Linked DNA regions of Homo sapiens: region 2 is linked to region 1. Evidence: chromatin loops called from intact Hi-C (ENCODE). Cell type or tissue: ovary. All regions are shown on one strand.

What was found. Peaks named below come from ENCODE experiments on the same cell type or tissue, not always from the same donor. Only the 100,000 strongest peaks of a DNase experiment are listed, where the experiment ranks them.
Region 2: it touches region 1 in a loop (10-fold over the local background); 1 of 110 quality-filtered maps calls a loop at or near these places.

The regions. Positions count from the first base shown.
Region 1 is chr2:153,140,027-153,145,026 of GRCh38, reverse strand. It overlaps a transcript of GALNT13 not described here. Among named protein-coding and RNA genes, the nearest start is that of RPRM, 340 kb to the left of the region's middle. In ovary, no CTCF peak of the experiment used is centred here; no DNase peak of the experiment used is centred here; H3K27ac peaks cover 828 bases.
Region 2 is chr2:153,035,031-153,040,030 of GRCh38, reverse strand. LOC105373691 (a long non-coding RNA gene) reads right to left here. Exons shown (of 4, transcript XR_007087268.1): 4 at 1,388-5,000. Among named protein-coding and RNA genes, the nearest start is that of ARL6IP6, 320 kb to the right of the region's middle. In ovary, no CTCF peak of the experiment used is centred here; no DNase peak of the experiment used is centred here.

The sequences.
Region 1 (5,000 bases):
AGTTTTATCATCTAGTGACTATCATTAATTATAAGAATAATGGCTAGTACATATTATGCACTATTTGTCAGACATTATGATAAGCATACTTTATATCATTTTTTGATAATTGTATTAGAAAAATCATGCATATAATTTCTAATATAACCCCTCTTATAAGCAAGTGAAGATCAGAGAGGTTAAGAAAACTTCCCGAGTTTTCTTAACTCGGCAAGAAACTGGTAACTTTGAGTCCCACACTCAGATCTGTCAGACTTCAGAGCCCATTGCCTTAATTACTGCTTTTCCCCAGACATGAACATTTTCCTCTTCTAGTCTTCTATTATCAGTAGGCTTTGTAGGAGAGGATTGTTTCGTATCCAAGAGCAGACCATGAGTTTGTATCTTAAATTGTGTATGATGATTATGCCAGTCACTTCCTGAGAACCAATTATTCTTTCTTCCTCCTATCTTGGCATACCAGACTTACTTCTCTTCTATTATGGATAACTTGAGTGTTCCAGTGCTCAAATACACTTCTGGAGTTCTCTACAGAATCAGAGGAGCCACTTACCTAATGACAAATTAGGACACATTATTTAGAGCCCAAGAAGACTTAAGAAGGTTGCATAGGAGTAAAGTGTTTGCAGAATATTCAAAAAGCATCTTAGAGATTATCAAGTTCAACTTTCTTGTTCTACATATCCAGGCTCCTGAGGTGAAGGGAATTTCCTGAGCTTACACAGCTAATTAGTAGCAGAACCAATACTAGATCTCCATTCTCCTTTCCTTCAGGACCTGCTTCCATTGCACCATATTCCCTTCTCTCTGAATTACTTCAAGGCAAATAAACACCAGTCTTTCATGCAGGGTGATCCAAGGATTTTTCCAATGACCCTTCTTTCCATGGAGCTTTCTAAAAATGGAGAAAAGAATTATTTATAGCCCTTATTTCAAGGTGCTTTTCAAATATCCAATTATCCAATGACCCATGAGAGCTAGAGGTGGCAAAGGACAGTGGACTTGGCTGCGTATTTCGTACGCATTCATGTGATGACCGAAACTCCAGTGCTTAGACAATGAATGCCTAGGGTGAGGATGCTAAGAAATGAAGGCAAACATCTATGCCTGTCATTTAAAGATACGCTGAGGGCAGAAAAAAATACTTGAAAAGCTTTTAAGCCAGTAGAGTTGATAACAAAGTGTTTGATGTCTAAATAATATCAGCAAACTTTGCAAGAGTTGTCTGGGGCAGATTTTCTGTTTCACTCCGTTTTTTAAAGTAATCTTTTGGGCTTTCTAAATGATACAGCACAGGAGAAAACAATTCTAAGTTGTGCAAGAGACTTCAACTAGTAACATTTGTAATATAGTCCACAAGTCTTAAAAATGTTTCCATCTACCAAATTAAACTATTTCCATCTGGCAGACTTTGCTACTTGCTTTGCAAGATGAATGAAGCTGAAAGGACTATGGCTACTTTTCAAGGTTTCAATTCAATGCAGGCAGTATTTTCATGCCCAGGTCTAACTAGGTTTCACTGCTCTGAGACTACAGCACCACAGTTATTATAGCTCAAAGAGAAAGATTAACTGCTCTGGAAGGAAACAGGCAGGATGAAATTACAATCATGGACCCTAGTATCTGGCATCAGGTATTAATGGGCATGAGCCAGAGAGTTCTTGCAAAAGAAAGGATAGAAGGAGGCATAAACAAAAGCACAGAAATTAGGGTGTATATTTTTTCCTTTTTAAAAAAAGTTTCCCAATTTTAGTCATTTTGCAAAAGAGAAATTACCATTAGAGACATGTACATTCGACCTGCCTTATGCTTGACATATCGTTAATGAGTGGAGCGATGATAACAAGAGTCTTGGGCTGGGAGCCTGCACCAGAAGTAGCCTAAAAATGCCAGCTGTCCAGGTACCTTCCTTGTTGGTGTGGTTCTGGGATCACTTGCACACTTTTTCAGGCACCAATGATTTCCTTTATCATTGCTGGGATTACCTCTCCATTCACACCTTTGAAGCTTCTCTTCATTGCCCATTATCTCTTCTCCTTTTCACCAACTGGCAGTATATTCTCCTTGGGAAGTTGAACCCCTGTCTGAGCTACTGCTCCACAGCCTGCAAAACTGCATAATTACAAGGACCCACCATGTTAACATCATTCCTTCCAGTTCTAAGTGGGCCTCTAGAATACCTCCCACCTACCGTTTTCTGCTTTTGATTTCATATCTCCTAACATGAGCTCAACAAGACAAAGCTTTGGGAATTGGCCCTTGTCAGGCTAACTTCACTAATTTTTCATAGGACTTCTTGTCAATCTTCCCATTTCCATACATAACACCACAATAAAGGCAAAGAAAGCTTACAATATCCCTAGGCCTACAAACCTCCATTTCATTTATCGATCTCTCTCTCTCTCTTGCTCTTGCTCTCGGTCTCACTTTCTCTCTCTCACGCTCATTCTCTCATTTTTCTAAAATTGGGACATATTATTCCCAGGTATTGGGCTAAAAGATAATATACGTTATACCACAGTAGAACATCCTAAATCATCAGCCTGTTTTCCTGAACTGAGCCTGACCATTTAAACCTTTTATCATTCCAAGGTAAGCTCTCTGCTCATTAGGACATTACTTGATATGTTTAGAAATTGCTCTTTTTCTCTACCTTCCTCCATGTGTTTATCATCTTCAATTACTTCCAGCAATCCCACTGGGCACTGGGCAAATAAAACTCCCTGCGGCTTTCCCAAACATGCCCCAAGGTGCCAGAATTCCAGCAGTGTTAACATTAAGTAGCCACTTCCCCTCCAGGGGTTTTGCTCTGTATGTGAAGTCACCAAATGCATAATCTCTCACAATGAATTAAGCACCACTACTATGGCAGAATTGATGAACTGGCTGTACAGTGTATTTTGGTCATAAAGACCGATAGTTTAGGTACAAAGAATTCAGCAGTTCGTGAGAAATTACATTTTTCCCATCATAGCAAAAATAACGCTTCATGATGTCTCTCTCAACCCAACCACAGTAGCCTTTATTATTACTATCCATCATCTGGAAGCTTATTCGTTCCTAAATTGTATTGCTTGATATTTTTGGTTCATTAATTTATTGAGGACATGTTACTAAGCATGTACCACAATAAGATACTATTCAAATGTCTGATTCAAACCCTGGCTCTGATGTTTACTACCTTACTCTTAGGTTGTTCTAATGATTAACAGAGAAAATAGGCTTAAAAATTGTAAAGATTAAATGCATAGCTAGATGACTTCTATAATGATGGTATGGGGAGCTCTGAGACCCTCTCCCAGCAAAACAGTCGTAACTAGTGGGAAGAAAAAGAAAACACACCTTCAACCTACCAAACAGCAAGAGACTGTGGCAGCAAAAGTCTCTTCCTCACCACACCCAGCTCTGCATGATGAAGCTCCACTCCAGGTAGGTAGAACCAAGAACACAGGGCTCTGTCTTCTCCCAGCTCCCAGTTGAGAACTGCAGCATCTCCCCACCTCACTATCCACCATCTGTATTGCAGAGGTTTTAATACTAGACAAAAACAGCTGAGAAGTCTGGAGGCCTCTTCCTCTACCCTGCCCCAACTCACGGGGTGGAAGCTCTACCTAAGCTTATAGGCCTTTAATCTTAGGCCTAGCCCACCCTTATCTCTGCTCATTCATAGGGCAGAGGTTCCACACAAGGACAGACAAGTTGAGAAGGCCAGTGGTGGCTGCCCCAGCCCAGCATCCTGCTTGTGGAACCCAGATGTCACTCCAACACAAGTGGCCATATATCCATACTATGGAATATTATTCAGCAATTTAAAAAGAAAATAAAAAACTGCTATCTGCTACAACAGGGATGAATCTAGAAAACATTATGCTCTTCCAGGTGGAAAAAGCCAGTCACAAAAGACCACATATTTCCTGATTTTACATATGAAATGTCAAGAATAAACAAATCTACAGATACAGAAAGATTAATGGTTCTCTTTGACAGGGGATGGACAGAGTGGTAGAATGGACAGCAACTGCTTATGAGTATGGATTTTTGGGGGAGCTGATGAAATTTTCCAAAATCAGATCATGGGGATGATTGCACAACTCTGTAAAAATACTGAAAGGTGTTGAATTAAACACTTTAAATTGGTAAATTATATTTCAGGCCATTTTAAACAATTATGTATATGAAGCATTAATTCATATCCACCTTAGGTATTCAATGAATGCTATTCCCTTTCTGTTTTCTTTCGGTGAATTCAATGAAAATGCAAAAATGAAGAAGTGCATCTTAGTTGGGTATTCAGCTTCCCTTGGTAAGAGAAAAGTTACTTGAGGGCAAAGTTCCTTGTGGTGGTTAACATATGTTTTACATAAAAGGCACTCATTATATTAACATTTGTAAAACTCTGAGTTTTTCAACTTGGAGAGCACTGTAAAACAGGGATTAACAGACATAGATTCTGGGGTCCTACAACCTAGACTCAAGCCATAAGATTAAAGATTCAAATCTCAGAGTTAGTCCTGCTCAATTTGAATCCTGGACTTTAGTTAAATTATTAACCTTTCCCTGTTTCAGTTTCTTCACCTTTTATGAAAATACATTTATATGCATTCATTTGCTCACATTTTCTCTATAAAGACAACCTGTCCTTTGTTGTATACAACCTTTGGAATCCTTCCTTTCTCCAAGGTCATCTCAAGACCTGACTCCTCTGTGAAGTCTCTGCCAATTCCACCTTCCAGGCCAGTTAACTTATCGGGTTCTCGTGGGAATGGGAAATGAAATAACATTGTGAAGGACCTGGAATAGTGCTTGGCATACATTATGTGCTCAAAAAATATTAGCTGTAATGTTAATGACTATTATCATTTCCTTCCGTGATAAATAGTTTTTGGTTGTATTGTTTACTTCAAATCTGGCGTAACAAATCTTAAGGAATGGATGGTAAGATTACCACATCATCAAATGCCAGACCTGATGTCCTCTCTGCTCACTTTTCCACCCTATTG
Region 2 (5,000 bases), 100 kb after region 1:
ATAATAATAAAAAGGCCAAGATGGCTTTACTAAAAAATTCCACCACACATTTAAAGAAGAATTAACATCAATCCTCATCAAACTCTTCCAAAGAATTGAAGAGGAGGAAACACTTCCAAACTTATTCTAGGAAGCCAGCATTATTACTCTGATACCAAGACCAGACAAAGACAGTATATGAAAAGAAAATTACAGACCAATATCCCTGATGTATATTGATACAAAAATTCTCAACGAACTATTAAAATACTGATATAAAAATTCTCAACAAAATACTTTTAATATGCTGCATAAACAGCATATTAAAAGGATGATACACCAAAATCAAGTGAAATTTACACCTAAAATACAAAGATGGTTCAACACAGTAAAATGAATTAACACATCACATTAACAAAATGAAGGACAAAAAATAGATAATCATCTCGACTGATGCAGAAAAAGCATTTGGCAAAATTCAACAAGCTTTCCCGATAAAAACACTCACCAAACTAGGAATAAAAGGAAACTACCTCAACACAATAAAAGATGTGTATGGAAAGCCCACAGCTAAAATCATACTCAATGGTGAAAAACTGAAAACTTTTCGTCTGACATCAGGAACAAGAAAAGGATGCCCATTTCTCATCACTTCTATTCAACATAGTACTAGAAGTTTTAGCTAGAGCAATTAGGCAAGAAAAATAAATAAAAGGAATTCAAATTAGGAAAGAAGTAAAATTATCCCTGTTTTCAGATAACATGATCTTATACAGTTGACTCTCTGTATCCATGAGGAATTGGTTTTAGGATCCCCCATGGATACCAAAATCCATAGGTGCTTATGTAAGCAGCTTATGTAAAATAGCATCGTACAGTTGGCCCTTCGTATCCACAGGGTTCAATCTGTGTTTGGTTGAATTCATGTATGCAAAACCCACAATACAGAGGGCTAACTGCATTTAGAAACCCCCAAAGATTACACATATACACACATACACAAACTGTCACAACTAATAAATAATTTCATCAAAATCTCAGGATAGAAAATAAATCCATAAAAATCAGTTGCATTTCCATACACAAACAGTAATCAATTGAAAAAGGAAATTAGGAAAACAATTTTATTTATTATAGCATCAAGAATACAAATCTTAGGAATAAATTTGACCTGAGAAGTGAAAAACTTGTACACTGAACATCACAAAACATTGCTAAAAGAAATCAAAGAAGACAGAAGTAAATGGAAAGATATCCCATGCTCTCCAATTGGAAGACAGTACTTTTTAAATGTCCATACTACCTAAAATGATCTATAGATTCAATATATCCTCATCAAACCCAATGGCATTTTTGCAAAAATAGAAAAAAAATCTAAAATTCATACAAATTTTGATAGGATCTCAAATAGCCAAAACAACTAAGAAAGAAGAATGAAGTTGGAAGCTTCACACTTTTTTATTTCAAAACACACTGCAAGCAACAGCAATCAAAACAGTAGGTACTGACATAGATATATATAATAATGGAACAGAATAGGGAGCCCAGAAATAAACTCTTGCGTAGACGGCCAAATGATTTTCAACAAGGACGCCAAAGCTGCACAAAGGGGAAACACCACTCTCTTCAAAATGTTGTGAGAGGTGTTGGGAAAACCAGATATCCACAAGCAAAAGAATAAAGCTGGACCTCTACCTTATACCATATACAAAAATTAACTCAAAATGGATTAAAGACCTGAAGGTAAGACCAAAAACTATAAAACTCCTAGAAGAAAACCTAGGGGGAAAGAATCAGGACATTTGAATTTGGCAATAATTTCTTGAATATGACACCCAAAGTACATGCAACAAAAGAAAAAACAGAAAAACAGGACTACATCAAACAGAAAAACTTCCATGCATCAAAAAAAAACAGTCAACAGAGTGAAAAGGCAACCTACAGAAGGGGAGAAAATACTTGCAAATTGTTTATCTAATAAGCGGTTAATATACATATAAAAATTGTTACAAGTCAACATTTATAGAATATATAGTGAACTTTTTCAAAGCAACAAGAAGAAAAACAAACAATTTTTAAATGTACAAAGGACTTGAATAGACAATTCTTCAAACGAGATATACAAATGGCCAAGAAACATATGAAAATGCGTTTGACATCACTACTAATAGAAGAAATACAAATCAAAACCGCAATGAGATATAGCCTCACAGTCATTAGGCTGGACACTGTTGAACACAAAATAACAAGTGTTGGCAAGAAAGTGGAGATATTGGGAGCCTTATGCTCTGTTGCTGAGATTGTAAAATGATATAGCCATTGTGGAAAACAGTGTGAGGGTTCCTCGAAAGAATTAAAAATAGAATTACCATGTAATCCAGCAATCTCACTTCTGTACGTACATTTAAAAGTATTCAGAGAAGGACCTGGAAGAGATATTTGCACATCCATGTTCATCACAGAATTATTCATAATAAACACAAGGTGGAAACAACTGAAATGTCCACGGACAGATGAACGAATATAGAAAAAGTGGTATATATACACAATGAAATATGCAGCCTTAAAAAAGGAAATTCTGTTACATACTACAACATGGAAGAACCTCGAGGTCATTACACTAAGCAAAATAAGCCAGTCACAAAATGACAAATTCTGTATAATTCCACACATATGAAATACCTTAATTAGTCAAAATCATAGAAACAGAAAATAGAAAGTTGGTTGCTAAGGACTGGGGGAGGTAGGAGGGGACCTGCAGTTTAGTGGATAAAGAGTTTCAGTGTTACAGGATGAAAAGGTTATAGAGCTCAATTGCACAACACTGTGAATATACTTAAGAGTTCTGACTTGTACACTTGGCTGGGTGTGGTGGCTCACACCTGTAATCCCAGCACTTTGGGAGGCTGAGGTGGGTGGACCACCTGAGTTGGGAGTTCGAGACCAGGCTGACCAACATGGAGAAACCCCATCTCTACTAAAAAGACAAAATTAGCTGAGCATGGTGGTGGGCACCTGTAATCCCACCTTCTCAGGAGGCTGAGGCAGGAGAATCACTTGAACCCAGGAGGCAGAGGTTGCGGTTAGATGAGATCATGCCATTGCACTCCAGTCTGGGCAACAAGAGCGAAACTCTGTCTCAAAAAGAAAAAAAAGGAGTTCTCACTTGTACACTTAAAAATGGTTAACAGGGTAAATTTTATTTTACATGTTTGTTTACCACAATAAAAAAAAATATTCCCAAGTATCCTCTTATGGTTTTCAGGTATTCAAGGTAACTATGTAATTAGTAGGTTATAATGGTGATTTCATATCCATCCTCTTTGAAGTAATTTTGAAAAAACTATTAATGTTCAAATCATCATACCAAGAATATTGAGAAATAGAACATAAATAAAAATCAGCCAATGTCATACTTTCAATGAATTTAAAACCCCTAATAGAGGAAAGATCTGCAGGACAGTTCTCCAGGTGGTCTTGTACCAACCTAGATCTCCCCCTTTCTTGCTCATAGTTCTCAAGAATAACCATAGAATGTGCTGGGAATATTATATCCTGAAATCGGGAAGGAACTGCCTCAAACAGCCTGGACATTGTTCCTGTCCCTCCCAGAGAAGGTAACATCTTGAGTTAGGGAGTAAGTGCCAGGGACAGCTCAGACTTTGCTCCTCTCTCATCTGCAACAGGATGTCCTTCAAAGCTTTGCCCACTGTGTCATGTGGCCTCTGAGGTATATAACCAAGGCAGGATGGCTTTCAGGATGCCTCAGCTGTGGTGCAAAGTCCAGCATATGCAGTCGAGATGCCATCCACCATGGCAGCTTTCTTGAGTCTTGGGAGACTGGCTCACAATGGATCTGAGGTGGTTTTTTTTTTTTTTTGTCTCTTGCTGCTGACCTATAAGTAATTAACTTGCTTTACATAATCTGTGTGTGAGTATCTTCTGTCTCACTGGACTTAGACAAACTGGTAATCAGTGACTGGTGGACTTAAACAGTAGCCCAGGATGCAGTGGGCATAAGTACATGGATACGCCTTTCTGGCGGTAGACTTAATAATAACCTTTGCTATTAGCAAATCTGCTTGGCACTAATAGCACAGAGCAGAGGAGGCATAAGGGAAGGACAAATTAATTCCTTTTGGCAAGTGGGAAAGCAGGAGTAGATCAGGAAAAATGCTTTAAGGAAGTTGCCCTTTGAGTCAGATTTGGAAAGATAAGAGTTTATACAGAAAGGAGGGAAAGGGCACTCCAGGTTGAAGGAATAGTATGAAGAATGGCAGAAAAGCAGGAAGATACAGAACATACAAGGTAAATGTAATTTCTTTGATTTGGTAGAAAATGAAAATGTGGAAGAAAAAGAGAAAATAAAATTTTATTTTCCTTTCCTTTGCATAAATATCCAGGAGTAGGGTTGCTGGCTTGTATGGCAGTCCCATTTTTAGTTTTTTGAGAAACCTCCATACTGTTTAGTTCCTTTTCTCTGTATCCTGGCCAACATTTGTTATTTTTTGGTTTTTTGATAATACTCGTTGTAACTGAGGTGAGATGATATCTCATTGTGGCTTTGATTTGCATTTCACTGATGATTAGTAATAGCGAGCATATTTTTTCACATAACTCTTGGTCATTTGTATGTATTCTTTTAAAAGAAAATTATTCATATCCTTTGTCGACTTTTTTTTATGTAACTTTTATTTTAAATTGAGGAGTACATGTGCATTGCCGAATTTTGCTGTGGAGTTGAGTTCCTTATGTCAGTGACTTGTCAGATGGATAATTTGTAAATATTTTCTGTCATTTTACAGATTGTGTCTTCAGTCTGTTGCTTATTTCCTTTGCTGTGTAGAAGCTTTTTAGCTTAATATAGTCCCATTAGGATATTTTTGTCTTTTCTGACTATATTTGTGAAGCCTTAGACATAAAATCTTTGCCTAGATGACCTGGGAGCATTTCCTCTAATGTTTCTGTCTATAATTTTATGTTTTGGGTCTTGTGTGTAAGTTTCTAATCCACTTTGATTT